Linked DNA regions of Homo sapiens: region 2 is linked to region 1. A link is a loop called in an ENCODE intact Hi-C map of the cell type or tissue named here. Cell type or tissue: GM12878. All regions are shown on one strand. Links, peaks and the distances in the headings refer to the core of each region. The heading gives the core; the rest is flanking DNA.

The links. A loop is a pair of places that touch in the nucleus more often than their neighbours do. Peaks named below come from ENCODE experiments on the same cell type or tissue, not always from the same donor. Only the 100,000 strongest peaks of a DNase experiment are listed, where the experiment ranks them.
Region 2: it touches region 1 in a loop (2.0-fold over the local background); 1 of 110 quality-filtered maps calls a loop at or near these places.

What each region holds. Positions count from the first base shown.
Region 1 is chr3:150,005,576-150,017,787 of GRCh38, reverse strand. LOC124909445 (a long non-coding RNA gene) reads left to right here. Exons shown (of 2, transcript XR_007096126.1): 2 at 1-566. Among named protein-coding and RNA genes, the nearest start is that of PFN2, 41 kb to the right of the region's middle. In GM12878, for the core only: no CTCF peak of the experiment used is centred there; a DNase peak (open chromatin) is centred at 2,837.
Region 2 is chr3:150,089,679-150,106,621 of GRCh38, reverse strand. It overlaps LOC105374313 (a long non-coding RNA gene), which reads right to left and starts at 10,179. Exons shown (of 3, transcript NR_136187.1): 1 at 10,025-10,179. In GM12878, for the core only: no CTCF peak of the experiment used is centred there; a DNase peak (open chromatin) is centred at 8,901; H3K27ac peaks cover 524 bases.

The DNA of each region.
Region 1 (12,212 bases), core at 565-5,564:
CCGGGTGCGGTGGCTCACGCCTGTAATCCCAGCACTTTGGGAGGCCGAGGTGGGCGGATCACTAGGTCAAGAGAAAGAGACCATCCTGGCCAACATGGTGAAACCCCATCTCTACTAAAAATACAAAAATTAGCTGGGCGTGGTGGCACGTGCCTGTAGTCCCAGCTACTCGGGAGGCTGAGGCAGGAGAACCGCTTTGAACCTGGGGGGCGGAGGTTGTAGTGAGCCAAGATTGCACCACTGCACTCCAGCCTGGCAACAGAGTGAAAAAAAAAAAAAAAAAAAAAAAAAGAAGAAGAAACCATATGGAGACAGAGATGCCCCACCAGTACCCAAATGTCTCAGACATCACAGGCATCAGACACATTAGTAAAGAAGCTGTAAGCCAACCCCAGTTATTTGACTGGAATCATATGAGGAACCCTAAGTAAGAACTACATCTCTGAGCTCATCAAGGCCACAGAATGGTGAGAGGTAATCATAAATGGTTGTTTTAAGCCACAAAGTTCAGGAGTAGATGGTTATATGGAATAAATAACTACCAGAGGTGTCTAACTTTCATTCAATCACTGACTCTTTCATTCAGCAATTGTTTATTGAACACTTTATGTGCAGCAACTTGCAAGGCACTAGGAACAAGAATGAATAAGACAGGCCCAACCCCTACTACTTTTATGGGGTTGACGGTCTTTTGGAAAGGCATTGAAAAATTGGTTGATTGATCATTTCAACTTCTAATACCTGTTCCCCTGTGCTCACTCTAAGCTGGTGACTTTTCTCATTTTTCATTGAGACTTTAGAAATAATCAGAAAGGAACTCCTTCATCAACCTAGAATGTAGACTCCTAACCTACCAGCATCTATGTAAAATTCTCCACCTTTTCTTTTCTCTGGATGAAGTGTCTCCAGAGATTCCCCGTCCACTTGAGCTCTGGATCCCATCCCCTTAACAATGACTTCTCTATCACTTTCATCAGAAAGCAAACATGCTCCAGATGATCTCAACCAGGATCCCAGCTTGAATACCATCTTTGGGCTGATGGTCCTGGAACCCATGTCTCCAGCCTTGATCTATCTGCAGAACCACAGACTTTTATATATTCAGCCTTCTACTTGGCCCCTCAGCTTAGATATCTGATCTATCTCAAACTTAGCATGACCCAAATAGAACGCCAGATGTTTCACCTGCAACCTACCCCCTCTCACATTCTTCCCTACCCCCATAAATGGCCTCTTCACCAATTCTATTTCTAAAATAGATAAGTTATCCTTATTTTCTTTCTCCCCATTCCCCCCACATCCAACCCAGTAGGCAGTCCTATTGACTCTACCTTCAAAACATATCCTGAATCCACCCACTCCTCTTCAGCTTCAGCATTTCTATCCTGGTCCAAGCCACCATCCTCTCACTGAATTGCTGAAATTTCAAGCCTCCTAACTTGCCTGCCCCATTTCACTCTGACCCACACAATCTGAGCCTCCTCTTCGTATGGGTGGCTGACTGGAAACATCCAAAGGGCACTGAAAAGGATGTTAACATTCTACTAGGTTTTAGAACAGGCCTAAAGTGAGATACACTGCATGACTCATAGCAAATTACTCTAAAATCCCTCTCTAGCCATCCATGCCTGTTTCCAGGGCAGCCACTCAGAAATCTCTCCTGGCTCCTTTCCCCACCCTTTCTTTGCTAACTCTCCCGCTAAACTCCTCCAGCGTTGGCTATTTCCCTCTCCCCTCCCCACTTCTGCTCAGCTCTTCACTAAGGAGACCCAATTAGCTTTCTAGGTCTCCTTCAATTCATTTTTTATTCCAAGCAGCAACACAAAGCCAGGCTGTAAGACCTCCTTAGAAAGAAAGGGGGAGGTTGCAAACATTTGTTATATTATTCTGTTTCTTTTTCACCCAGTCACAAATTCTCTCTAGGGAAAACTTTTCTGTTCTCTGAAATGAGGACATCATACTCTCTGGGTCACCTTCCAGACACCCCAGCATACTTCCCCCAATCCTTTTCTCCTATTGGATTCAGCCAGGTTCTGCTCTGACATAGGCCTTGTGGGGGTGGGGTAGAGGGCACTACTGAGGTTGCTGGTGAGGACCAAGTCCTCTAGACTTTCTCCTAGAAAAGTGACTTTCACACTTTTCTTTTGCGACTCACTGTAAGAAATACATTTCACATCTCACCCAAGTGCACATATGTGTACACACACACATCTGAAGCAAAAGGTTAATATTACTTAACCTTCACTCTGATATTTTCTATTCTCTGTATGTCATTTCAAAATGGTACTAATCATCTTTTAGTGATACATACCAAAATATTTACTGATGAAATGATATGAGGTCTGGAGCTTGCTTCAAAATCTGTGAGACGACTGGTGAAACAAGATTGGTCATGAGTTGATCATATCAAACTGGGTGATAGGCACGTGGGAGTTTGTTATACTATTCCAATATTTTATATATTTGATATCTTTAATAATAATAAATTTAAAACAAAAGAAAATTATTGGTCATGCCCCACTAAATTGATTTCAGAACCCACTAATAGGCCAAGAACTAGTTTGTAAAGTACCTTCTAGAAAAATCTAGGAGTTGGGAAGTTTAAAATTAGATGGCAGGGAAACAAATCTACAGTTAAATTTAATCTAATGCTCTCTTTCTACCCCACCCCCTAATGAAGTCTATTTCTTCTTCCAGGGTTAGGAGGTAGGATATTTACTGAGTTTTCTGCCACCCTCAGAGTATGGTTTCATATCAGATGTCATTATTTGCCAAAACTGAAACAAAGAGGTGATCTCCACCCACCAAGATTCAAGCCAGTTTCTCATGAACTGCAGTTTCCTAGACATCAGGGGATTTGTCCCTGGGGGCCACAGGGCCAGCCACCTGGGAGATTCTATCTGTGAGCAACCCAGTCATGTTGGAAGCAAACTAAGGGATATTGTCTGTGACCAAAGTCCTGGAAAGGATCTGGTAGGATCCTGGGCTGGGCAAGAAAGGCTGCTCAGTCTCTCCTCTACAGCCAAGCTGTTCACCACTTCTGGCTCATCAGCTGCTCCCTGTTGCTTTCCTGGTGTTCTCTGATGACCTCCATGATCACCCCATGCTCTTCTTATTTTTTAATTAGTTTCATGGAAGTAAGAGCTCAGGCAGCCCTTTAGTTTGTGGCCAAATATAAGGTTGTTTGGTATCTCTTGGTCACAAGGTTTTCCTGAACAAGCCTCAACTCTGCTTCTCCAGAGCTCTCCATTGTGCTGAGTGGATGCCTCAGCCGCCTCTTGTGTCTGAAAGCACACATGAACCATTTCTCTATTCCCTTTGCTAGGTAGCTATGAACTCTACCTAGAAATCCCACTTTGGTTAAAAAAAAAAGTCTTTCCATAGCTAAAGCAACTCTGTCACAAAAACAAAGGCCCCGCGAATTTTGAGTTCACAATGCTGACTTGGCAAACCCAATCTTTTCCCCACCTGAGGCCTGTCACCTTCATAACTCAAGGTTCCCTTCTCCCATCTGGCCCACAGTTTCGGTAGTTTCTGCAAGCAAATAATTCCTACTTGTGGTTTCTAAACCCTTATCAATTGAAACACCACAGCGGCCCAGTTCCCAGTGGATCCCAACACTATTATCGTCCATATGGATAAAAATGAATATGGTTCAGGGAGGAAAAACACAATGAAAAGATGGTAAAGACAGTCAAGGCAGTTCTGTCTGGTGTCTGTTTTAAGTGGGGAAAAAAAAGGAGGTAATCATTGCATTCCATCTAGACATGACAGTGAGATTTACTGGAAGTATTTCCAGTTGTGTTCATCTGCCAACCCTCCAGGAATGCTTGATAAAGTTTATATTTGATGTCAAGTTGCCAGCCACCTGGGATATGATCTCCATAGTTGAGGTTATGTTTATGAAAAAAGGCAAGCTCCCAGTTGAGGAAGGATGGGCATCACCTATTGCCTGTAACAGAGAATGTGATCCCATATACTATTTAGACCAGAAGGCTATAAAGCTCATTCTGAGGCTGACTCCACCATCCCAGCTTTCCTGAAAGGTATCTACCGGGTAGTGATAGACCTGTCTCGTGAGGACTCTGGTTATGGGGCTTCTGACATTGTACCTGCAACACCCATTGACCTGTCAGATCTTCTGAGTGGGGACTGGCATAAAACCGCATCAACATCTTTCCTGGAAACCATCAGCAAGAAAACCCAAGCCCGAGTCCTCTGACTCCTAAACAGAAACATGGAGAAGGAGGCCCCTAAATGCACTATTGAATTCTAAGATTACATAAACAACACTGCAGAAAGATACTGCTAACTTATAAAAGTATGGACCTCCTGGAAGAAATTAAAAGCAATCCCAATTTCCATAAAATGTACTATTAAAAGGTTGCTAACATCCTTCTTAATAACCTGCATACATAAATAGCTGATTCCAGTGGTAACCTTCCTTACCAAATTGGAAAATGTGTCAGTCTACCATGGCGGGATGACAGTGAACTTTATTTTATTTACTGTAATTCTCTCCTGGAACCTATTTCTCATCCTGCCTTTGGGTTGCTATCAACAGCTCTCTTGGAGACTCCCTGGTTGCGAAGCCCTCATGAAGCCTCAGTTCCTCCAATTGGCTGAGAAAACTGACCCATTCACAGTGACTCTGAGGAGTAAGACTCTGAACCCTGGTTAAAAAAAAAAAATCATACCCACTCAAAAAGATGCTTCTATAAGCCATGACATGGTGATGCTGCTGCTTCTAAAATGCACACTAGTCCAGCTTTTCTGGGGTCTCTAGCCACCAGAGATGGGGACAAGGTCTGGTCTAGGACTAGGCCACAGTACAGTCCCTTGGTATCAGGAAGCCCCGCTGTCAGAGTCTTTCATCACTACAGCAGACAATGGTGTTACCAGACGGTGTTGCTGGATGACCACACAGTGTCAGAGGAACAGCAGTCTGAGTGGTGAGACTCAGGAACCCACTGGCACTCCTTACACTCCTTACACTACCTACCCCATGATGTGTGCCCCTGACTTCCTTTTCTTTTCTGAAATGGATTCACATTTCCTGAAAAAAACTTATCTTTATGGAGGCTCAAATAAAAATTTTTTAATAAAAAACAAACAAACTGTATTTAGCCTATAAGCTGACGAGGGAGTGGATAGTCTCAATCTAAAGCTGTCTCAAAGTCCCCGTGCAAGTGTGACTCGATATCCATTCACCCAACTCTGGGTCAGACATTCTTAACAAAGATTGGTTCTGCAGTTTTAGAGTGGGTTCCATCACTTCCTGATGATTCCAAGGTGCTGCTCCATGAGGAGATCTGCTGAGACTGCATGCACATCATTTGCTTTGCACATCAGTTTGCTGGCAGACCCTCTTGCTGAAGGTGCCCATGAAGTTCAGTTCTGTGGGGACATTTAACTATATTTACAAATAAATATGTATGTTTATCTGGAACTGAGATACTGGTGAGTTGCTGCTACTTCAGGGCCAAGGTCCAGGACACCTTCTCTCAATTTTGCCTTGTAGGCAACACACAGGAACTAAAACCAAAGAGAAAGGCTGGGAAAGGATAAGAGATTGTAACTTATGTTTTCTTGATTTCCTTTGCAGCTCGTGGCAGAGAGTTGAGACTTAAGTAAGAGGCAGGGTTACTTTATGAATTTATTTCTTTCTTTTATTTATTTATTTTTTTTTGAGATGGAGTCTCACTCTATCATCCAGGCTGGAGTGCAGTGGCGCGATCTTGGCTCACTGCAACCTCCACCTCCCGGGTTCTAGTGATTCTCCTGCATCAGCCTCCCGAGTAGCTGGGACTATAGGCGTGTGCCACCATGCCCGGCTAATTTTTGTATTTTTTACTAGAGACAGGGTTTCACCATATTGGCCAGGCTGGTCTGGAACTCCTGACCTCGTGATCTGCGCGCCTTGGCCTCCCAAAGTGCTGGGATTACAGGCGTGAGCTACCACGCCCGGCCTTCTTCTTCTTCTTCTTTTTTTAAAGTATTGTTAAAAACTTTTAACTTTTATTTTAGGTTCAGAGGTATATGTGTAGGTTTGTTATGTAGGTGAACTCATGTCACAGGGGTTTGTTGCACAGATTATTTAATCCCCCAGGTACTAAGCCTAGTACCCAATAGTTTTTTCTCTGATCCTCTCCCTCCTCCCACCCTCCACCCTCAAGTAGGCCCCAGTGTGTGTTATTCCCCTCTGTGTCCTTGTGTTCTCATCATTTAGCTCCCACTTACAAGTGAGAACATGTGGTATTTGTTTTTCTGTTTCTGTGTTAGTTAGCTAAAGATAATAGCTTCCAGCCCCATCCATGTTCCTGCAAAAGACATGATCTCATTCTTTTTTATGGCTGCATGATATTTCATGGTGTATATGTACATTTTCTTTATCCAATCTGTCATTGATGGACATGTAGATTGATTCTTTGTCTTTGCTATTTCTAATAGCACTGCAGTGAACATATGCGTGCGTGTCTATGACACAATGATTTATACTCCTTTGGGTATATGTAATGGGATTGTTGAAGTGTATGGTAATTCTGCTTTTAGCTCTTTGAGGAATTGTTACACTGCTTTCCACAATGGTTGAACTAATTTACACTCCCACCAGCAGTGTATAAGCATTCCCTTTTCTCCACAACCTTGCCAGCATCTGTTATTTTTTGACTTTTTAATAATAGCCATTCTGACTGGTGTGAGATGGTACCTCATTGTGGTTTCTCTAATTGCACTTCTCTAATGATAGTGCTATTAAGCTTTTTTTCATATGCTTCTTGGCCACTGTATTAATCAGGGTTCTCTAGAGGGACAGAACTAGTAGGATAGATAGATAAATATAAAGGGGAGTTTATTAAGGAGTATTAAATTCACACGATCACAAGGTCCCACAATAGGCCACCTGCAAGCTGAGGAGCAAGGAAGCCAGTCCAAGTCTCAAAGCTGAAGAACTTGAAGTCTGATGTTCAAGGGAAGGAAGCATCCAGCATGGGAGAAAGATGTAGGCTGGGAGGCTAAGCCAGTCTGGCCTTTTCACGTTTTTCTGCCTGCTTTATATTCTAGCTGAACTGGCCGCTGACTAGATGGTGCCTACGAAGATTAAGGGTGAATCTGCCTTTCCCAGCCCACTGACTCCATTGTTAATCTCCTTGGCAACATGCTTACAGACACGGCCAGGATCAATACTTTGCATCCTTCAATCCAATCAAGTTTACACTCAGTATTAACCATCCCAGCCACATATGTATCTTCTTTTGAAGAGTGTCTGTTCGTGTCCCTTGCTCACTTTTTAATGAGGCTGTTTGTTTTTTTCTTGTCAATTTGTTTAAATTCCTTATAGATGCTGGGTATTATTAGACCCTTTGTCAGATGCATAGTTTGCAAATATTTTCTCCCATTCTGTAGGTTGTCTATGTATTCTAATGATAGTTTCTTTTGCTCTGCGGAAGCTCTTAAGTTCAGTTAAAGCCCATTTGTCAATTTTTGCTTTTGTTGCAATTGCTTTCGGCATCTTCATTATGAAATATTTTCCAGTTCCTATATCTTGAATGGTATTGCCTAGCTTGTCTTCCACAGTTTTTATAGTTTTGGGTTTTACATTTAAGTCTTTAATCCATCTTGAGTTGATTTTTGTATATGGTATAAGGAAGGAGTCCAGTTTCAGTCTTCTACATATGGCTAGCCAGTTATCCCAGCATCATTTATTGAATAAGGAATCCTTTCCCCATTGCTTGCTTTTGTCAAATTTGTCAAAGATCAGGTGGTTGTAGGTGTGAGACCTTATTTCTGGATTTTCTATTCTGTTCCATTAGTCTATGTGTTTTTTCTTGTATTAGTACCATTGTGTTTTGGTTACTGTAGCCCTGTAGTATATTTTGAAGTTGGGTAGTGTGATGCCTCCAGCTTTGTTCTTTTTGCTTAGAATTGCCTTGGCTATTCGAGCTCTTTCTTTGGTTCCATATGAATTTAAAAATTTTTTTTTCTAGTTCTGTGAAGAATGTCATTGGTAGTTTGATAGAAATAGCATTGAATCTGTAAATTGCTTTGGGCTGTGTGGCCATTTTAATGATATTGATTCTTTTTATCCATGAGCATGGACTGTTTCTCCATTTGTTTGTGTCATCTCTGATTTCTTTGGCAAGTGTTTTGTAAATCTCATTTTAGAGAACTTTCACTTCTCTGGTTAGCTGTATTCCTAGGTATTTTATTCTTTTTGTGGCAATTGTGAAAGGGATTGTGTTCCTGATTTGGCTCTCAGCTTGGCTGTCGTTTGGTGTATAGGAATGCTAGTGATTTTTGTACATTGATTTTGTATCCTGAAACTTTGCCGAAGTTGTTTATCAGCTGAAGGAGCTTTTTGAGTTGAGATTGTGTGGTTTTTCTCCATATAGAATTATTTCACCTGCAAACAAGGATAGTTTGACTACTTTTCTTCGTATTTGGATGCCCTTTATTTCTTTCTCTTGCTCGATTGCTCTGACCAGGACTATATTTAGTACTGTGTTTAAGCAGGAGTGGTGGGAGAGGACTTCCTTGTCTTGTGCCAGTTTTCAGGGGGAATGCTTCCAGCTTTTGCCCATTGAGTATGATGTTGGCTGTGGGTCTGTCATAGATGGCTCTTTATTATTTTGAGGTATGTTCCTTCAATACATATTATGAATTTCAAGGGCCCTTAGCACTTTTACTTCCCTGGGCTTCTTCCTTCATTAAAAATATTTGAAATTATATTTTGTCACTGCATTGCTGTAAAGACAAATAATATTAGTATGAAAACATTTTCTTCAACCTAAAAGTTATTTTTTCTTCTAATTTTAAAAGAAATTAAAACATTTTCACAGACCTCTGAAAATAGTGTGGATCTTAGTTGTTGTACCTACTGTGCCTGTTAAGATATGCCCATTAAGTATCTGTTGATGGATGGGTGGATGGATGAATGTTATAAAAAAGTTAACTTTAGGGGTAAGAACATGACATAGAAGAGAGATGGAGGTATGAGGAAATCATTTACTGTGCTTCCTTCTATCTGTTCACACTGCCCTGAGCTCCCTGTTCTCAGCCATGATGTCTGGATCTCCAATTCACTTTGAAGGATGGGAGCATTGATGTGAAGCATTGATGTGAAGCTTCATTTCCCACATATAAGTCACCACAACACTAATACAAGATTATAGTTTTCAAATTTAAAATAAAATTAATTTAAGCACACTGACAGAAATATCAAGAATGAATTTTGTCTTCAACTACAAACATCACTGCAGATGTCATTAGAAAGACTATTCTAAAAGATGTTTAGAAAACTACCTTCAGAATCTTGGGCCTTATTATCATAATATTTTTCAGGTGTTGATTAATTGAGTATCTAGTCTTATGATCCACTGAGTCACAAATAGAAAGACATAAGATTGGCAATGGCTTCTACAATATTTCATATTTGTTATTTTCAGAACATATCAACAAGAGAAAATTTATTATAGTATTTTTTGTTGATGTGGCCCTAATTTGCTTTTCCCTGCTGTTCTACAGGTCTACAATGGTGAGAATCTAAGATGGAATCCTGAAAATCCTATGCTTTTCAAAATACATTTTGAGTTCCCTTTAACCTAACACACAGATGCCAAGTGGCACATTTAGCAGTAGACTGGGTGTGTCCTCAAGCAAGGATGGAGTGGCACACTAGAGAGTTTGAAAATGGCTCTTAATATTGTCAGAACTAAGTTAACTGAGTTATTATCTTAGAGCAGCAGTAGGCAAACTACAACCTGTGAGCCAAATCTGGCCCACCACCTATTTTTGATTAGACCAGGAGATAAAATGGTTTCTACATTTTTTCAATGGTTGGGAAAAAAGCCTAAAGAAAAATAATATTTAGTAACATGAAAATTATATAAAATTCAAATTCCACTGGAAGAATAATATTTAGTGACATAAAAAATTATGTGAAATTCAGATTCCAGCATACATAAATAAAGTTTAATTTGGAACATAACTATGTCAATTTATTTATGGATTATGGCAGCTTTCATGCCAAAGAACAAAGTTGAGTATTTGCAACAGAGATAATATGGCCCACTAAGCCTGAAATATTTACTACCTGGCTCTTTACAGAAAACACTTGACCCCTGTCTTGGAGCACAGAAATTCCTGAAGAAGATCTGAAGCACCAAGTTTCTTTTAGTAATCCCACTATGGGAACTTTTTTTTTTTTTTTTTCAGATGGAGTCTTGCTCTTGTCACCCAGGCTGGAGTACAATGGCACAATCTCAGCTCACTGCAACCTCCACCTCCTGGGCTCAAGCATTTCTCCTGCCTCAGCCTCCTGAGTAGCTGGGAATAGTGGTATTCCCAGCTAATTTTTTGTATTTTTAGTAGAGACGAGGTTTCACCATTTTGGCCAGCCTAGTCTCAAACTCCTGACCTCAGGTGATCCTCCCGCCTCAGCCTCCCAAAGTGCTGGGATTACAGGCATGAGCCATCGCACCCAGCCCCATTACAGGAACTCTTATCCATGAATAATGCATAAATCATATTGCTAGTTCACCTGTGTTGATCTTTTACTATGTGCTGGGCCCCATGTTAGATGTTTCCATTCATTATCTCATTTAATCTTCACAACCTAGTGAGGTAGATAATGTCAACATCTCTATTTTATAGGTTAGAAAAATGAAGTTCCAGGGAGATTACCTAACTTGCCCAAAGTCACTCTCAGCAAATGGCCTACCTGGGATTCAAACCCAAGACCATCTAATGTCAAAGTTTATGCCCTGAGCTATGTTATCACAATGACTCAAGCCTTTCTTGGCATTAAGGATGTTTGTCACTAGTACTTCCCCTCTGAGAAAAGACTGCATGAAACTTACTATCTTAGTCTGTTTGGGCTGCTATGCCATGGACTGGGTGACTGTAACAACAGAAATTTCTCAAAAATTGTGCAGGCAGAATTTTGGGAGATACAAAATCCAGGCATTGGCAGACCCAGTGTTTGGTGAGGGGCTGTGTCCTGGTGGAGAAAGAGGGAGCAAGCTCTCCCCTGTCTTTTATAAGGGCACCAACCCCATCATGAGAGCTCCATCTTCATGACCTAGTTATCTCTCAAAGGCCCCATCTCCAAATACCGTCACACTGAGGATCTAAGCTTCAACATATAAATTTTACAGGAATACAAATATTCAGTACATTGCACTTACTAACTACTGTGCAAAGTAATTCTTCCTTTTATTTGTCTTAAATTTGCAACTTTCAAGCTTCCCATGAGACTGACTCCTGGTGAGTTTGTGTTTATCTAGTCACAGCTTTCTCTGCTGTATGTATTTTAATCTTATCCCCCTCTAGGCCTTTTTTCAGGGGAAATGGAGGGTCTGTGCTTTCTGTATATGGAAGTCCCCCCTGCTCTTCTTCAAGCCTGCTATGATTTGATTTCTTTGAATGCAATGACCAGAATAATACATGATATTTCTAGGTTCAATAAACTGGCAGGATAGTGGTTATTTTCATTTCCCATGTCTTCTTAATGATTCATAGCATTTCACTGTTGTTTTAGTTCATCTTCTTGGGGCTACAGAAACAAAATAGGTAAATGTTTTCAGCTTACAATTTCCCAATCATATTCCTGGAGCATAACTTTGCTCAGAGCCAAGCATCTTATTATATTGCTCACATTAGTTTTCTCTGAATAGTTTAAATATCATTTTTCTGCAGAATTAAAGGTTTTTGGTTCTTATTCTAGAGAGAAAGGCACAGTACAAATAGCGTGAGTGTGTGTCCCTGCACTGGGAAAGGCTGACCAGTGAGGCAGGAAAAACCTATATTTCTTTAAAAGAAGCAGAACTTCCACATTTTCCCAAGAGTAACAGATATGATCTAATCTCTGACAGACTCTGTTCCTATGACTCATGACTCTAGATACATCTTGTAACAATCAAGCTTTATCTTAACATGGATGAGAGTATCTATCACCTGAGCAATGCGGATAAAGCAGATCTTTTTAAAGGCTTCTGTGTCTTCCAAAGAAGTAGAAACAATATTTTGATTCGATATATCTTATGCCTGTCTTCTTAAATATATTTTTGCAAAACATATATGTCTGACAGGTTTGTAGGTAAATTTGCATGTAAGCTTCAGTGTAATTGCCAGTTGGTGGTGGGGGGTTGACCCTGACACAGCTCCTAACAGTACATGTCTAGGCTCTCTAAGGTAATCAGTCTCACGGGCTGTAT
Region 2 (16,943 bases), core at 6,753-11,752, 83 kb before region 1:
GTATTGTTTCTTTTATTCATGGGTCTAAGTATGAAGAACAGTATGTATGCATGATGCATGTGTCTATCCGTCTATACCCACACATATGTATACACACACATATCAGCTAACATCTAAGACCTGAATAATTACATATAAATATTTCAGATTTCCAGTTTCTCTTGGAAATAAATCAGAAGATCTGGCAACATGAGGTTGAGTTTGATTGGCAGCTGTCCCTCAAGTCGTGGCAGGTACACATGGTCCCACCACTTCACTTAGTTTGTGAACAGCCTGTCCCCTTTGGTTATTTGACTGTGCTATTTTCTGTCTGCATCCGCCTCTATACCACAGGTCTTAATGGCAAGAACTCTTCAGAAAAGCAGAAGCAAACTCCAGTCAAATAGATTGGGGGTGGGTAGGCTGGGAGTTACTTTCAATGAGGGGCCTCCTTTGTCTTTCACCGTGTTGAAGAGTTAAACTCGGAAGAGAGGAATTCAGAAAGGATGAGTCAATTTTTTTAATTAAGAATTTTTTTTTGGCACAGCCCTGGTCAAGAAGGCTCTTTGCCTTTCTCCACAGTTGCCCGGCTGAGCAGACGGTTTTGTTGGAAGTGGGAATAAAGCTATGGGTCCCAAACATATTTCAGCAATGACAGTGCTTCTCCATGTGGGCACTATCCATCCCTAGGGAGTATATTAACTTGTCAGAGTTTTTTTGGTGGTCACAGTGCTTGGAAGGACACCACTTGCATTTGGTGGGTAGGACTAAGATGGTAGAGTCCCTGCAAAATAAAGGATTTGCTGCATGCCCCACAACTTTTGGACATCCTGCCAGATATTTGTATGTTTATAATTATCATATTAATAATTATCTGAAAAACGTACTTATAATTATCTTAACTAAAATCCAACCCCATTATGCATACAAAGTGTTTTCAAACAGTCTTAAAAAGCACTGAATTTTCTAGGAGTTCAGGCATGGTGTAAAGTGAGGAAAGAGTATACTTTCTTTGTTCAGAAATTTACTAAGAGCTGGTTCCAAGTTCAGAAACTAGCTGAAGCCATCACTGTTTAAGGTATTCTGGCTGACAATCCAGCCAACTGAGTCAGTCTGCCTGTATAGATGCCTCATTCAGCATGTTTTTACCTATAGTTGCAAATGTCTGACAGTTTCATTAGGGATAATATAGAGTGTGCTGCAATGGAGAACTGTGCACCATCTACCTACACCCCTCCAGGTTATCTGGTTCTAATTACATGGAGACTATGCTACAACTTGGTAAAATATAGATAACTGAGAACAATGCAAAATAATTTTTGTCTGTAGACATGCAAATTCTGACCTATTTGGTAAATGTTCAATTGACCTCTCTACCCCACTATTAAAGAAGTTAGTTTTGCCTTCATTTGTACATTCATTTCAATATTCCTGATCTATAAATGTGTCCATTATGTGGTTAGTCTCTTAAACAGGTTATAACATTTGCCTGGTTCCTCATTTTGAGTTAATTAAAATATACAACATATGCTCATTTTTATATCTGGGTGAGAGTCATGATTTTATCTTTTTTTAAAAAATTATCTTTAAACAGTAGTCTTGTCTCGGCATTTGCAAATTGAGATACATATCTTATTAAAAATGACTCTCTATTTTGTTCTCCTGTTATAACAGGATGTTATATTTATTTTTAAATGTGTCATATATAAATTTCATTCCAGTATACTAAAAGGGGTGTTCAAATATTTGTTATAAAAGGGAGCGTGGGACCTGACAGGGTTTAGAATCACAGATTCCATCAGAAATTCTCTGAACAAACCCACATATGTAACTGATCAGCTGGGTCATTATTCTTCCCAGTCAGACAGAAATATCCAGAGCTCCAAGTGATTTACAGCAACCACTGGGCTGTGAATTGTTTTGGGAACTTCTCACCTTTCCCAAGTCCAGCTTCATTTAGATAGGACAATTACAAAATAGCTATTTATGAGTACCACTGACCTGCACTTCTTTCCCCATCATCGAATGCCAAGGCTATACCATACACACAGCATTGTCAACTGGCCACCTTCGGTAATGTCAGAAAAGATTAAATGAAGACATTTTATCTTACTTCCCCTTCTCTGATTCATATTTTTTTATCCCAAGATGAGAATACTCCAGAGTGTTCATTTTCCACATCACATACAGGGAAGCCTGGTCCTGACTTGCAGCCCTATAGTAAGTCTTAGGACAACTATTCTAATACATTCATATGTTGCCACATTTTAGAATCCAAAAGGAATAGGATTTCAGGCTGAAATTTCTTTAACTCAGAAAGAAACAATAAACCAGCTCACCCATCTTGATACCACTTCACCCCTAGCTGCTGGCTGGGAATGGCCTCAGCTGACAAGGATGAATGAAAGAGAAAATAGATCCACTCACGGTTGTGTACTACGAAAATATCCTTATTTCAAGATATCACTATACTTTTTTACTTAATAAACGCACTTACCCCCAGAAAAGTACAGAACACTTGGCAAATAAAAATAAATTTCAGAAAATTTATAAGCCTGGCTTATATATTGCTTTATTTAGAGGATAATTCTCACATTTTTTCCTTCCACCTACCAAAAGGAACATGCATAATAAATGAAACTAAGCTTGGCAGGAAATCCATCAATAAGGTTAATTTAAAGTGTAGGCAGAATAGCAAATCTCCATATGGCTATCAAGGGGTTTGTTCTTGTTTCAAAACCAATTGACTTCCAAACAATGTAATATGCCTTTCTGAAGAAACCAGATAGAAGGAAATCCCAGCCACCTAAACATCCACATCCCCATCATGATAATACAGCTCCTGGGAATTCATTTTTAGGGTCACTTAAAATATAAGAGCAAGGCTGTTTGGCTTCAAACTCTGGCTTCCTCACAAGCTTTATGATGTGGGTTAGATACAAAAGCTCCATAAGTCTCAGTTCCCTCACCTGTAAAATAAGGAGAATATACAATGCTGTGTAACATTACATATTATACACATGGTTCAGATGACTGCATTAGATAATTCATAAAAATGTTTAACAATGTGCCTGGTATTATTGTAATTGTGAAATATTTAAGACTTGATTTTTTTCCATGATGTAAATTGGTGATAGGGTGAGTGCCATAACAGGGAGAGTATCATTTTAGAGATTAATGATTTTAAAATAACAGCTCCTTCAAAGGGAGGATCAGGAGATAAGGCCTGGGCAAATGGTAGGCACTTTTGTTTTAGAGCATGAATGAACTTGGTTCTCACTAAGCCTTTACTCTTTTCTTGGCCTAAGTCCTCTACCAAAAACCATACTAGGGGATGGCCCTGAACCACAATGAAAACAAGACAACTTTCCGGTTGATTCCATTGGGAGTTAAGTATGCACATACAACACAAAAAATGGGAATCTTGGGAAATGAAGGTTTTAAATGTCTGCAGCAGTGAGGTGTTAATATTTGTTTTTTGGTAACTGGCGATACTATATGTTGCCATGGAGTTTCAGTCATTACAGGGCAAATGGTGTCTGAAGATGTTAGTTGAGTCTAGGGATATCTTTTCAATAAATGAAATTCAATCAAGACACATAGAATTTGTGCTTTTTCAGAGTGGACAAAAGGCAAGTTGCAGACCTCTGGGTATAGTATGATACCATTTTTTTGTTATTTTGTTAAAAAAAAGAGGACAAAAATAATATCACAACTGTGTGTGTGTGTGTGTGTGTGTGTGTGTGTGTGGTATATGTCTAAGCATAGAAATTAAGTCTAGATGGAGACCCATCAAATTTTAAATGTGGTTTTACCCACAGGAAGATGGTGAAGATGAAACAGACATCAAACAGGAGGCAATTCCTTCTTTAAATTATGTTGCTTTATAAACAGTTAAGCAGCATGTACTACTTCTACAAAAGGAAGGAAGGAAAAGAATAAGGAAGGGAGGAATGGATTACTTAAGTTCTCCTTTTTTCCCCTTTTGTTTCCTCTCTAAGATCTCTTTCAGCTCTAAAAGTTTGAGTCTATGTGTAAAGAAAAAAAAAATTATAAGAATACAAATGACTATCAAGGGTATATTCACAAAGGCAACTTTAACAGTATGTTCGTTGCCAGTACAAATTTATTCCATTTAAGTCTGCTGTTTGAACTGACCCTAGAACAAAAATTGTCTTCCAAAACACTAAAAAACAAACAAACAAAAAAGATTGGGAATGGTGGCTCACACTTGTAATCTCAGCATTTTCAGAAACCAAGGCAGGAGGATTGCTTGAGCCCAGGACTTCAAGACCAGCCTGCACAAAGTAGTGAGACCTCATCTCTACCAAAAAAAAAAAAAAAAAAAAAAAATTAGCTGGGTGTGGTGATGTAGTCCCAGCTACTCAGGAGGCTGAGGGGAAAAGATTGCTTGAGTCCAGGAGGTCCAAGCTGCAGTGAGCCTAGATCATGCCACTCCAGCCTGAGTTACAGAGTGAGACCGTATCTCAAAACAAACAAACAAAAGAAGAAAATTATACTCAGCATAGTTTTGCTTCAGCATCTTTGAGTTTATTGATTGGAATGTGGCAATCTCTAAAAGATATAGCAGATCATATTAAACAAGTCAGAATCCATCTGCCCAAATGCCCCCACCCTTCCCATCTCAACCAGGTAAAGCCCTACTCAACACTATTGATTAAATTCCTAGCTGTAGAGTTCAAAAGTCATGTTTTTATTCTAACTTTGCTGCTTAGCTGATTACCTCAGGCAAGCTAATTAACTTCTCAAAGCTTCAGTTTCCTAATCCATAAAACGAAGAGAATTAAAGCCTGAGCAATCAGACAAGAAAAAGAAATAAAAGGCAAATGAGAAAGGAAGAAGTAAAATGATCTCTGTTTGCAGATGACATAATGTTATCTGTACAATGTCCTAAAGATACCATATACACCAAATAAATAAATAAATAAATAAAGCCTTATTGAAACTAGTACACTAATTCAGCAAAAGTTGCAGGATACAAAATCAACATACAGAAATCAGCTGCATTTCTATACATTAACAATAAACCAAAAAAATTAAGAAAACAATTTCATTTCTAGTAACATTAAAAAGAACAAAATACTTAGAAATAAACATAAATAAGGAGGTGAAAGACTTGTGCACTGAAAACTATAAATCAGTACTGAAATAAATTAAGGAAGATACAAATAAATGAAAAGATATCCTATGTTCATGGATTGGAGGACTTAATATTGTTAAGATGTCATACTACCCAAAGTTATCTATAGATTCAATAGAATCCCTATCAAAATCCCAATGGCATTTTTTGCAGAAATAGAAAAATTTGCCCTAAAATTTATATGGAATCTCAAGGGAACCTCAATAACCAAAACAATTTTGAAAAATAACAAAGTTGGAGAACTTCCACTTCCTGATTTCAAAACATTACAAAGCTTCAGTAATCAAAACAATGTGGCACTGGCATAACACAAATGGACCAATAGAATAGAATAGTAGCTCAGAAACAAACTCTCATGTATATGGCCAAGTAATTTTCAACAAGGATGCCAAGACCCCTCAATGAGGAAGAAAAAAAATCTCTTCAACAAATGGTGTGGGAAAAACTGGATATCTGCATGCGAAAAATAAAGTTGGGCCCTTACCTTATACCACGTACAGAAAATTAACTCAAAATGGATTAAAAACATAAATGTAAGACCTAAAATTGTAAAATTACCAGAAGAAAACAGGGGAAAATATTCATGACATTGAACTTGGCAATGATTTCTTGGATATGAAAAATGATTTCTTGGATACAACAGAAGTATAGGCAACAAAAGCAAAAATTAGGCAAATAGAACTATGTCAAACTTAAAAATTTCTGTGCATCAAAGGACACAATCACTGTAGATTCTGTAGGTAACCTACAGAATGGTAGAAAATATTAGCAAATCATATATCTGATGAGGGATTAATATATAGAATTTATAAAGAACTTCTATAACTCAACAACAAAATAATCAAATAACTCTCAGAAAATGGGCAAAAGACCTGAATAGATGGTTTTCTAAATATGATATGATATTCAAATGGCTAATATATGAAAAGATGCTCAGCATCACTGATTATCAGAAAAATGCAAATCAAAACCACAATGAGATATCACTTTACACTCATTTGCATGGCTGGTGTCAAAAAGCAGAAAATAACAAGTGTTGGTGAGGCTGTGGAGAAATTGGATTGCTTGGGCACTGTTGGTGGGAATGTGAAATGTACAATCACTATGGAAAACAGTATGGAGGTTGTCAACAATTTAAAAATAGAACTACCATATGATCCAGCAACCTCATTACTGGATATATACCCAAAATAATTGACAGCAGTATCTTGAAGAGGTATTTGCACACCATGTTCATAGCAGCATTATTCACAAAGGCCAAAAAGTGAAAGTAACCCATGTATTCCATTCATCGATGTATAAATGGATTAACAAAATGTGGTATATACAAACAATGGAATATTATTCAGCCTTAAAAAGAAAGGAAATCCTTTTGCACGCTACAACATGGACGAACCTTGAAGACACTATGCTAAGTGAAATAAGCCAGTCACTCACACACAAAAATACAGTAGGACTCCACTGATCTCTGGTATCTAAAGTAGCCAAATTCATAGAAACACAGTAAAATGGTAGTTACCAGGGGCTGAGGGGAGATGAGAAGGGGAGTTGTTGTTTAATGGGTATAGAGTGTCAAATTTGAAAGATGAAAAAGTTCTGGACATCCATTTCACAACAATGTGAATATACTTAACACTATTATGCCGTGCAATTAAAAATGCTTAAGACAGTAAATCTTATACAACATCCTTTTAACACAATAACAAAAAAAGAAGAAAGTTAAATGAGGTGCATGTGAAGGAATTAGGAGGGTGCTTGGCATGTAACAAATATACATTAAATACTAGCTAGTAGCTATTAATGGGATTATCAGATGCTACCCCTCCAAGACAATTCCTTCCCTTCCATCCTCTCCTCAGCCTTTCCCCACAGACACAATATGTTATTTTCCAATCTGTACTTATATTCTGTCCTGTTTTATAGCTTTACACTTTTGTACTGTCAAAGTCAGGAAGAGTGGATTATTCACCATTGTGTTCTTTCCTGGGTCCTACCTGTTGACATGCATATAATAGGTCCTCACTTTTTTAGAAGTTACATTTTTTTCTCTTTTCATTACAAGTACTGTACATCATTAATATAGCAAATGTGGACAATAGTAAAATAGAAAATGGGAAAAAAATCATCCTAAATCCTACCACTTAAAAGCAATTAGAGTTAATATTTTATTTTTTTCAGCAAATACTTCTTGAATTAAACAGTTAAAATAAGATGCTAACTTGCCTTAAAAGGAAGGTAGGATGTGGATATAAGTTTGGAAATTATCTTCCTTGGAGGTATTTCAGGGTAGGCTGAGGCACCTGGTAGCCAAGAGCTTGATGGGGAAGTTGAAATAAAGGAGATCATGTAACTATGATAATATGAATACAGCTCCTTTACTCAGTATATAATGCATGTAAGTCAGAGATTATTTACCTAATTAATGAGGGAACCAGCAGGATGATAAAGCTGGTTCAAAAGAGGATACACAAGATGAATACATACTTAGTAAGAGACAAGATGTTGACACCACCAAGTTCCTAAAGTAGATATGAAACAAAGCAAAAACAAAAGCAATATAACCGTAACCTCTATGGTTATCTGTTCTACTCAACAAAAACTATTTGCATCCTCTAGTAGACCAAATCATGTGCAACTTAGTTAGTTAATATCTAACTTTAGGGGAACTGGATGCAAATCAATAGCCAATTGTGCCGGACAAAGTTCCTGCCCTACAATGTCACATGACCTTGGGTAGGCCTATTGGACAGCTCTCTGCTATGACATTGAAAGGCACACAGTCATTCATCCTCTTGCCTTATTTCTGAAGTTTTGATAATTTTTCTTTACTGGGAGCGTCAAGTCATTGAATAATTATTACTAACAAATATCAAACATTTATCATGGACCAGGATTGTGCTAAATGCTTTCCATGCAATATCTCACTGAATTCTCACCACAACCCTGGAAGTAGTACTATCATTATCTGCTTTTACAGACTCTTCAATAGAAGTCTCAGAAAGGTCATTTCCCCAAGGTTATATGGGTAAGAAAGTAGCAACCCAGCCTCAGGCTTAGCTCTGTCTGCCCAGCCCTAATTATTAATACAACAGGAGTCTCCACAGTGGGATGCAGGCACTGCAGAGATAACATGAGAGGAGGCATTAGGGTGTAGAGAAAAAAGAGTGGAACTTCCATTGAGGGTGACTTTAACTCCTATTCTTTATAGTTCCCATTACATAATTTTTAAGATGTATATATTAATATATGAGGGTGTCTTAGTTCAGTCCTGCTACTATAACAAAATTCCACAGACTGGGTAATTTATAAACAGTGTAAATGTATTACTTACAGTTATGGAGGCTGGGAAGTTCAAAATCCAAATGCCAGCAGGTTCAGTGTCTGGTGAGGGCCCAGTCTTTACTTCGAAGATGGTGCCTTAAATGCTGTCTCTTCCAGAGAAGACGAACACTGTGTCCTCTCATAGTGGAAGGGCACAAGAGCACAAAGGGCCTAGCTATTTTCCTTTAATGCTTTTATAAGGTGCTAATGCCATTGGTGAGGGAGGAGCCTTCATAGACTAATCACCTCCTAAAGGCCCTACCTCTTAATACTGTTGCATTGGGGATTAAATTTCCACGTAAATTTTGGAGCGGACGTAAACATTCAAGCCACAGCACAGAGATACATGGACAAACATACATGTGAGAATCAAAAAGTTTTGGCACCTTCTGTTGTAAAGCCTTTAGTTCACTGAGGCTGTGGTTTACTCACATTTTCACATCTGCTACTTGGCATTTCTGACTCACTTCTCTAACCTTACTCATCTTGTTTTCTTAAAACATTTAAGATTTTGATATCCAGCTGTGTGGATTGAGAGCCTCACACCTCTTCCTTGCAGTGCGAAGGGGATAGAGCATTTTCATTTCTAGAGAGATTAGGAGATGCTGGGTGGTAGCATTGTTATCTTCCTGTGCCCTGGCTGGGAAGTCTTGGGGAAGGCAAATCCACTTTCCCATTCCTTTTTGTCCCTGGCTCTGGGCTTTGTGAGGGTGGAGGGAAGAGAGGTTTACCATGAAACAGAGACTGGTTTACACAACATGATTCTCAAATTTTCACACAGTGCTTTCAGAAATCACATTGGTGGGTGGCTAAAGTGATCTGAAGATGAAAGAAGGGAAACAGCCCAGGTCCTAGCCTTGGAAAAAACAAAGAGCAATGCAGGCTTGATGCAGAGTCCGCAGGAATTAAAGAGATTTGTTTCTGAAGCAAAGTGCCAGGATTCTCCCCAGTGCCAAACGGAGGAAATGCTTGGTATTTCTGGAGCAAAGCACTCCAAGTGTGCTGTAACATCAGTATTATTGGGCATTTTTTGAAATTACTAGTTACACTTGGTTGAATAAATGCTCCTAAATGCAATTAATGTATTATATGTTAACTTCATGGATAAACTAAGAAAAAATAGTCATTATCTTGTCTCTCTAAGAGATACTACAAAGCAATATGCACATACTGAGAGGCTTTGTGTTGTTGCCACAGTTGTAGGAGACAAACAAGGAGAGACCAGAGTTCCCTGGCCCAGCTGGGGATGTCCCTTCAGCTCCCCAACACCCACACACAGACTGCTTCATGCACAGCCCTTCCCCCAACTTGGAAGCCCCCGTTGAGAAGCTGTGTTTGGGTAAGTTGGGAAGTGCAGCTTCCTGCCTGGTCCCAAATGCACCCCCAAAAGCAGATGACCTTCATGGACCTCCCCAAAGGTGGATGATGGCACAAAAGTAGAGTCTGATCCCAGGAAAAAGGACGAAGCCTCCAGAAATAGTGTGGCTTTGACTCTCAGCCTCCCACTGCAGCTCTCCTCAAACCAATCCTCATCGCTTTTTTAGAAGAATGAGATAAGCTCACCAGATGATTTCCTCTGGGCTTCCCTCTTCAGGATTATGAGGAGACTCCAGAATGGATTGTGAGTACTGGGTCTCAGTTCCCCTCTGCAGAGAAGATTTGCCATTTGCTTGACAATTCGTTGTGCCAGGTACTGTACTTAGAAGGCTTCACTCCTTTGTATAGCCACTAGCAGTGGATGTACTACCTCCTTGTGAGGTCCCTTGGCAACAGCATAGCATAATTGGGGTATTGTTAGCTATGCAGAACCTCACCTGACCCAAACCCTGCTGAAACAGACTACATTTGAATTAGATTCTTCAGGTGATTTGGAAAGGCATTAGCTGGGAACTACTGATTTGAACTGTTTGAGAAGTTAAACTTTATTTAATGGATCTGAGATCAAATTCCAGCTCCACCACTTGCTATGTGACTTCAGCAGAACCACCCAGCTAAACCACTCTTGAATTTTTTTTTTTTTTTTTTTGAGATGGAGTCTCACTCTGTCGCCCAGGCTGGAGTGCAGTGGCGTGATCTTGGCTCACTGCAACCTCTGCCTCCTGGGTTCAGGCGATTATCCTGCCTCAGCCTCCTGAGTAGCTCAGAATACAGACACCCACCACCATGCCCAGCTAATTTTTGCATTTTTAGTAGAGACGGGGTTTCACCATGTTGGCCAGGATGGCCTCGATCTCCTGATCTTGTGATCCACCCGCCTCAGCTTCCCAAAGTGCTGGAATTACAGGCATGAGCAACCGTGCCTGGCCTGAATTCTTGACTTGCAGAAACTATGTGAAATAATAAATATTTATTGCTGTTTTAAGTTACTGCAGTATGGGATTATTGATTATGGCACAATAGGTAATTAATATGCCTGCTATAGTAGCCAAATATATATACAGTCTTTCCCAATAAAAATTTTCATATCTAAGATCAATCAAAAGAAATAAAAAGAAGGAAATAAAATTCTTTTTCACTGGCACTTAATAAAGTATTCCAATATTACAGAAAAGCATAAAGCACACAGGTCCAAGATAAGAAATGTTAGCAGAGGGGACATATCCTTCCCATGTCCCCTTAGTTTTCCATCGAAGGGGTTGATTAACCACTTCATTTGGGGAGGGTTCCCTTAGCATTTTCTTCCAGGAGCATCTTTATGTCCCTTCACACTCTCATCCCTGGGGGAGCCAACTTAACTGAATGCTGCATTTGGGAGAAGGGCCTGAAAATACTCAGCTCTGTCTGGTCCTCTCAGCTACAGAGGGAGGCTGACTCTGCAACTTCACACATAAGCTTATGGAAATGGCCCTTGCAGGGAAGGCCTGAAGTGGTCCAGTATGTCCAAAGAATCTGTACAGGGTCTTAAACTGAGTGGAGTGTTAGGACCCACGTGTTCACATGCTTAAGCCATGTCCTCTGAGCCAGCTTTCATCAGTAGCAACATGGCACTTTGATTTTTTGATTTGGGGTTTTAAATTTAAGTCTTTAATCCATCCTGAGTTAATTTTTGTATCTGGTGTAAGGAAGGGGACCAATTTCAATTATCTGCATATGTGTATCAGGTCTCTTTAAACTGTTTTCTCAATTAATCCTAATTCATTCCCATGAGGTACATCATTGTCCCCATTATGTAAAGTAAGAAACTGAGATCCATAAGTGCACATTCATTATTTCAACAAATATTTATTACATGCCAATAATATACCAGGAACTGCTCCAGACAATACATGAAAGTGATGCCTCTAGGGGAATGAGCTTGCGGGAGTCACAAAGTTGTAAGAAAGAAAGGAGCCTGGACTCAACTTCCGACTGACTCACCCTGCACTTTCCTGAGCAGCTGACTGTCACACAGCTGGGTGGTTCAGGCCAGTACAGACCAGGCACCAGGTGAAAGGTTTCATGTTTCATCTTTCATTCAACCCTCAGCCTTCAGGGGATGCTAGTCACATTGCATCATTCTACCTGAATATGTCCCCAGAGTTGAGCAAGCTCTGCCTTTTCTGTCACTGCCATTTTACAGATGGGGAAACCAAGGCACATAGACGGTCCTAGGATCACAAACCAGAAGGTGCCTGCAAAGCTTCAGGCTGTTTTGTAATCTTTGTGAGGACAAGATGTCCATTTCTGTGTAGGCCATTGCTGTATATGCTGTAGGTGTTTGAGCCACAGTAAACGATGGCTAAGCAGTGCCTGGCAGGGCCCTCCTGAGGGAGTCAGTGACCTTAGGATCCAGGGCGGGTGGCGAGTCTCATAGTTGTGGGTTCCAAGCAGATGCCAACCCTAAGCATGTGGTGATTGTGCATCTTCATGATTATATTTAGCTTGTATTGCATCACACACCCAACCAAACCTATTAAAACACAGTGTCTGCATCTAAAGAACTAACAATGTGAAAAGACAGGGAGAAAATGATATGTACCACGAGGAAGGGAGTGAGTCTTTCCTTTCCATGCTGTTTCCAGGTTTGCACTGAGAACTGATATCAGATACAGAATCAATACTTAATGCGTTTTGTTTTTATTACCCAGTAGCTTCAGTGGAAAGACATGGCCTGATAATGTGGACCTCTGTCCACTGATTGCTTGGGTACATCAACACTTGAATGGCCAGCAGGCTTGATCAGGCGGGACCCCAGCCTCATTCACAAAGTTTAGAACTCTGGATCTGGATATGCATCAGAAGGACCCAGAGAGCTTGTTAAAGCATGAATTGCTGAGCCTCATCCACCAAGTTTCTAATTCTTTGCCTTTCTAACAAGATCCCACGTTATGCTGATGCTGTTCATTCAGAGACCATGCTTTCAGAACCCTTGGTATCCAACAAGGTAGTTCTGTGGATGCTAGAATGGGCCCATATCCAAGAAATATGACTGTTGAGTGATAAAAAGCAAGAGTGGGTGGGGCGGGGGTGGGGGATAGTCGGGGAAGAGTTTCCTACTATTTGTATAGAAAATGGGTTGGCATAGACATTGTAGCTTGTACATGCATTGACTATTTCTGGATGGTTACAAAGAAAATGCTAATATAGTTCTCTCTCAGTATATGTAAGGGATTGTTTCGAGGACCCCACATGTATACTCAAATCCACACACTCTTCAAGTCCCACAATTGGACCTGCAGAACCCTACTATACCAAAAGCCAGCCTTGTACACACTCAGATTTCTAATCCCACAAATGCTGTGTTTTTGATGCGCTTAGTTTGGGTGAAAAAAATCCACATATAAGTGGATCCACAAAGTTCAAACCATGTTGTTCAAGAGTCTACTGGAATTGTTGCCTCAGGGGACTGAGGGATAGGGTAGTGCTATGTTGGTTGTTCTGTGGGTCTGCCCCAACCCAACACCACCCAAGATCACATTCCTGCCCTCCTCTCTGCCCTGTCCAGAGTGTCCTCCAAAGCCTCCATCACGCTTTTTCCTTGGTGGTTGACTTCCTCTTGGGTTTGACCAATGGGATTCACCAGCAAAAGATCTGAGAGTGAGAAAGACGAGCTATTCCTTCCACGCTCCCTCCCCACTTTGGTGCCGTGTCTCACAATAGTTGTGTCTGTCCACAGCTAGGTCCTCCAAGGCTCCGACTCTCACTGGGCTCCACTAACGCTCTTTCCTTCCTCAGGCTGTTGTCAGTCTCTGGGGCCTCCACATCTCTTGTTTTTTTCCCCTTAACCCTACACCTCTGTAAGCAGTCCCTTCAGTAAAGCCTCTAAATTTGAAGCTTCTGGAGGTAAATTTGGTTTTCTGCTAGGATCCTGGGCGATAGAGGTGGGAAACATTATTTGCTGTCTATCCTTTTGCATCATTTAAACATTTTGAAACCAGGTGTGGTGGCTCACATCTGTAACCCCAGCACTTTAGGAGGCCGAGATGGGAGGATTGCTTGAGGCAAAGAGTCAAGACCAGCCTGGGCAACATAAAAAGACCCTAACACTAAAAACAAAACAACAAAACAAAAAATCCTGGGATGGTAGCACACACCTGCAGTCCTGGCTACTCCAGAGGCTGAGTCAGGAGGATTGTTTGAGGCCAGGAGTTCGAAGCTGCATGAGCTATGATCATGCCACTACACTCCAGCCTGGGTGACAGAGCAAGATCCTGTCTCTAAAAAAATACAATAAATATTTTGCCATGTGCTTGTAATACCTGTTTGAAAAATATAAATAATAAAAACTAAATAGTGGAAATGCAGATTCAATCTCGAATAATCTAGAACAGTAAGTTTCAAAGAGAATCACTGGAGAATTGGTTTTCTTCAGCACTTAATGTGCCTTCATCTTGTTTGGCTTCAGTCTGATGCCAATCATGAGTTGTTATTTATCTTCTCATGTTTCGGCCTGTCAGTACAGCTAAACTGAAAACTCCTGGAAGACAAGAACCATAGCTGATGCCTCTTTGCAGTGCACATAGTGTCTAGGTAGCCAGGGCATAATATGGTGGAAAGAAATTTTTTAGTATCACACAGACTGAATTCAAATTGCATCTATACCACTTGCTTGCTTTGATTCTACCAGACTCCTGTCTCTCCTGGGTACCTTAGGGGACTCATAATATCACATAAAATGTTTATACTGTTTGGGCATGGCCTCTTGAATGCCATAAACATTAAAACTTTAACGTTATTTCATGACCCTGAGAAGTAAGCCATTAAACTCAGTTGTTTTCATACCGGTATCTGTGCAACATCCGCCCTTACCCCATGCCTGAGCTGTACCCAATCTCTGACTGGAGTAGGAGAAGAACAGAAGCCAAACATTGGAAAAGGCTTGTAGCTAAGGCATGAAACTTAGACGACACAAAAATTGTAAATAATGATTTTGAAAGCTTAACATCTATTTAGCAAGAGTAATGATTTAAAGTGGGAAGCTGCCAGATGGTGTGCACTGTTAATAATGCCCATCTGTGAGCCCTATCATGAATTATAAAATTGATTTGGAGAAGAACATCTCCTGCTGTTTACCCCAGGTGCCATAAATGTCTCTTTATAGCTCAAAGGGTCAGGAATGCGTGAGGCAGGCTGAGGTGCACGTTGCTTAATGGTATATGATATTTTTACATAATAATAGAAAACAAGAAGAAAAGAATGCTATTTTTTTTGAGGTTATAAGATATTTGTGGCATCCAGGAGGCCATGTCAGAACTTTCTGCTTCACACGCAAGCCTGCCTCCAGGAGCATGGAAGAGCCTGACAGTAGGCAGGACTTCCATCTCCAGTGTTGGGTCTGAATAACTCCTGACCTGCCCCAGGTCTGGTGGCCCCAGCTTATCTGAGTCTCTTGATCCTCACCTGGGATCCTGACGAGGGCTTCAGGTTCTCTCGCATTAGAGGCCAGTTTGCTGCTGCTTCTCCACTTTGCCCCTGCAAATGCTCCAGCCCACTGGTGTCACAACTGCAGATAATGAGTTTTCCGACCTTCCCCCTTGGGACCAGGTCAGCTTGATGACCCTCACCTGGATTTGCTGACAGAAAAGGGAACTAGACACTGAGCAAGTTACTTAAGCCTTGAAGGCCCAGTTTCTTCATCTGTAATGACACATCACAGAGGAGTTCCAGTAAAGATTGATGTAAAGTGCTCAGTGGAGGCTGGTAATGAGAATAGAGTAAACCAAACCTAAACCACAGCCCCAGGACAGTCCACTAGCTCTTCCCCACCGCCCCAGCACACTCTTTCCTTTGCTTTCTGTCTCACCTGCAGTGAATGCCCCCTTCCTACTCCCCACAAAGCCCTAAGTCAACACTTTCCCTGTGAAGCCTCTAAACCATCCTCACCCACCATGGTCTTTCCTCCCCAGCATCCCTGTAGGTATAATGTCCGCATGATTAGATATTGCCTTATGCTGCTCTCAGCTATTCTTCTGTGCTTATCTTGCCTCTGATATAGATTACAAAGTCCTGTGAGAGCCATGCCCTCTATGTCTTTGCATATTCTCCCATGATGTGTCTTATATAGAGCTGGGGAGACAGAGGGAGCTTAATTATTCCTATTCCTGCATAATGTATCTTGTCCTGTATCAGCAATTCTTAACCCTCACAGTGCATCAGAATCACCTGGGGAACTTTGCAATATGCTAATTCTCAGGCCCCCTCCCAGGGATCCAGTTTCCGTTGAACTGGAACAGAGCCCACCTATGGGTGCTTGCTTAGAAGTTCCCCAAATGATTCTAATGTGATATGCAGCTAAGAGCAAGCACCACTGCACCATTTTAGCCAGGATGACTTTGTCCTCGGCGGTACTTAATTCCCATGCCACGTCAATTTGTCTTCTGGCTGCACTTTCTCCATTTAAAAATCTCAAATTATATCTTACAAGTTAAGTTACAATCCTTAGCTGCTTTCTGATATAATATACAAGGAGTCATCGTTAGGCAAGTGAATACTTTCTGCCATTACTCATTGGGCAGAGAATCAAGCTGTAAAAAACCCAGCCAAGTAATCCCCTTCAATATGAGACTCTCATTAATCAGTGATCCCTTCTGCAAGCACCTGTGTGAAGCCAGCAGTCACTATTTGTGACTTCCTTCCCCCAAATATATCAGACAGAAGAGCCAGCAAACAATGACCAAAGCTGTGCTTATGTATTGGGGTGACCTGTAAGTTATAATAAGAGAAAAGGAAAAGGGGCAAAAAACAAAGATGATGAATTAATGAGGTTGCTATGACAAAATGAGTTAATGGCAAATATGTAAAAGGAATTCATGAGGCTTTGATGGTGTTTGCAAGTTTCATTTCTCTTGAATGTCTGAATGAATTCAATATCTTCTGAAAAACTTTTAAAAACGTTATACTTTGACGACTTTCTGCTAACGACAGGAAAAGCAACCTTGAGGAATATTATTCTTATTTGCCTCTTTTTGGTTTTCTACAGTTTTAATTACTAGGTGAAGTGAAACCATGAGGTGAAAGGAAAATAATCCAACAACCCACAGAACTCTTCAGCAGCCAAGGTGCT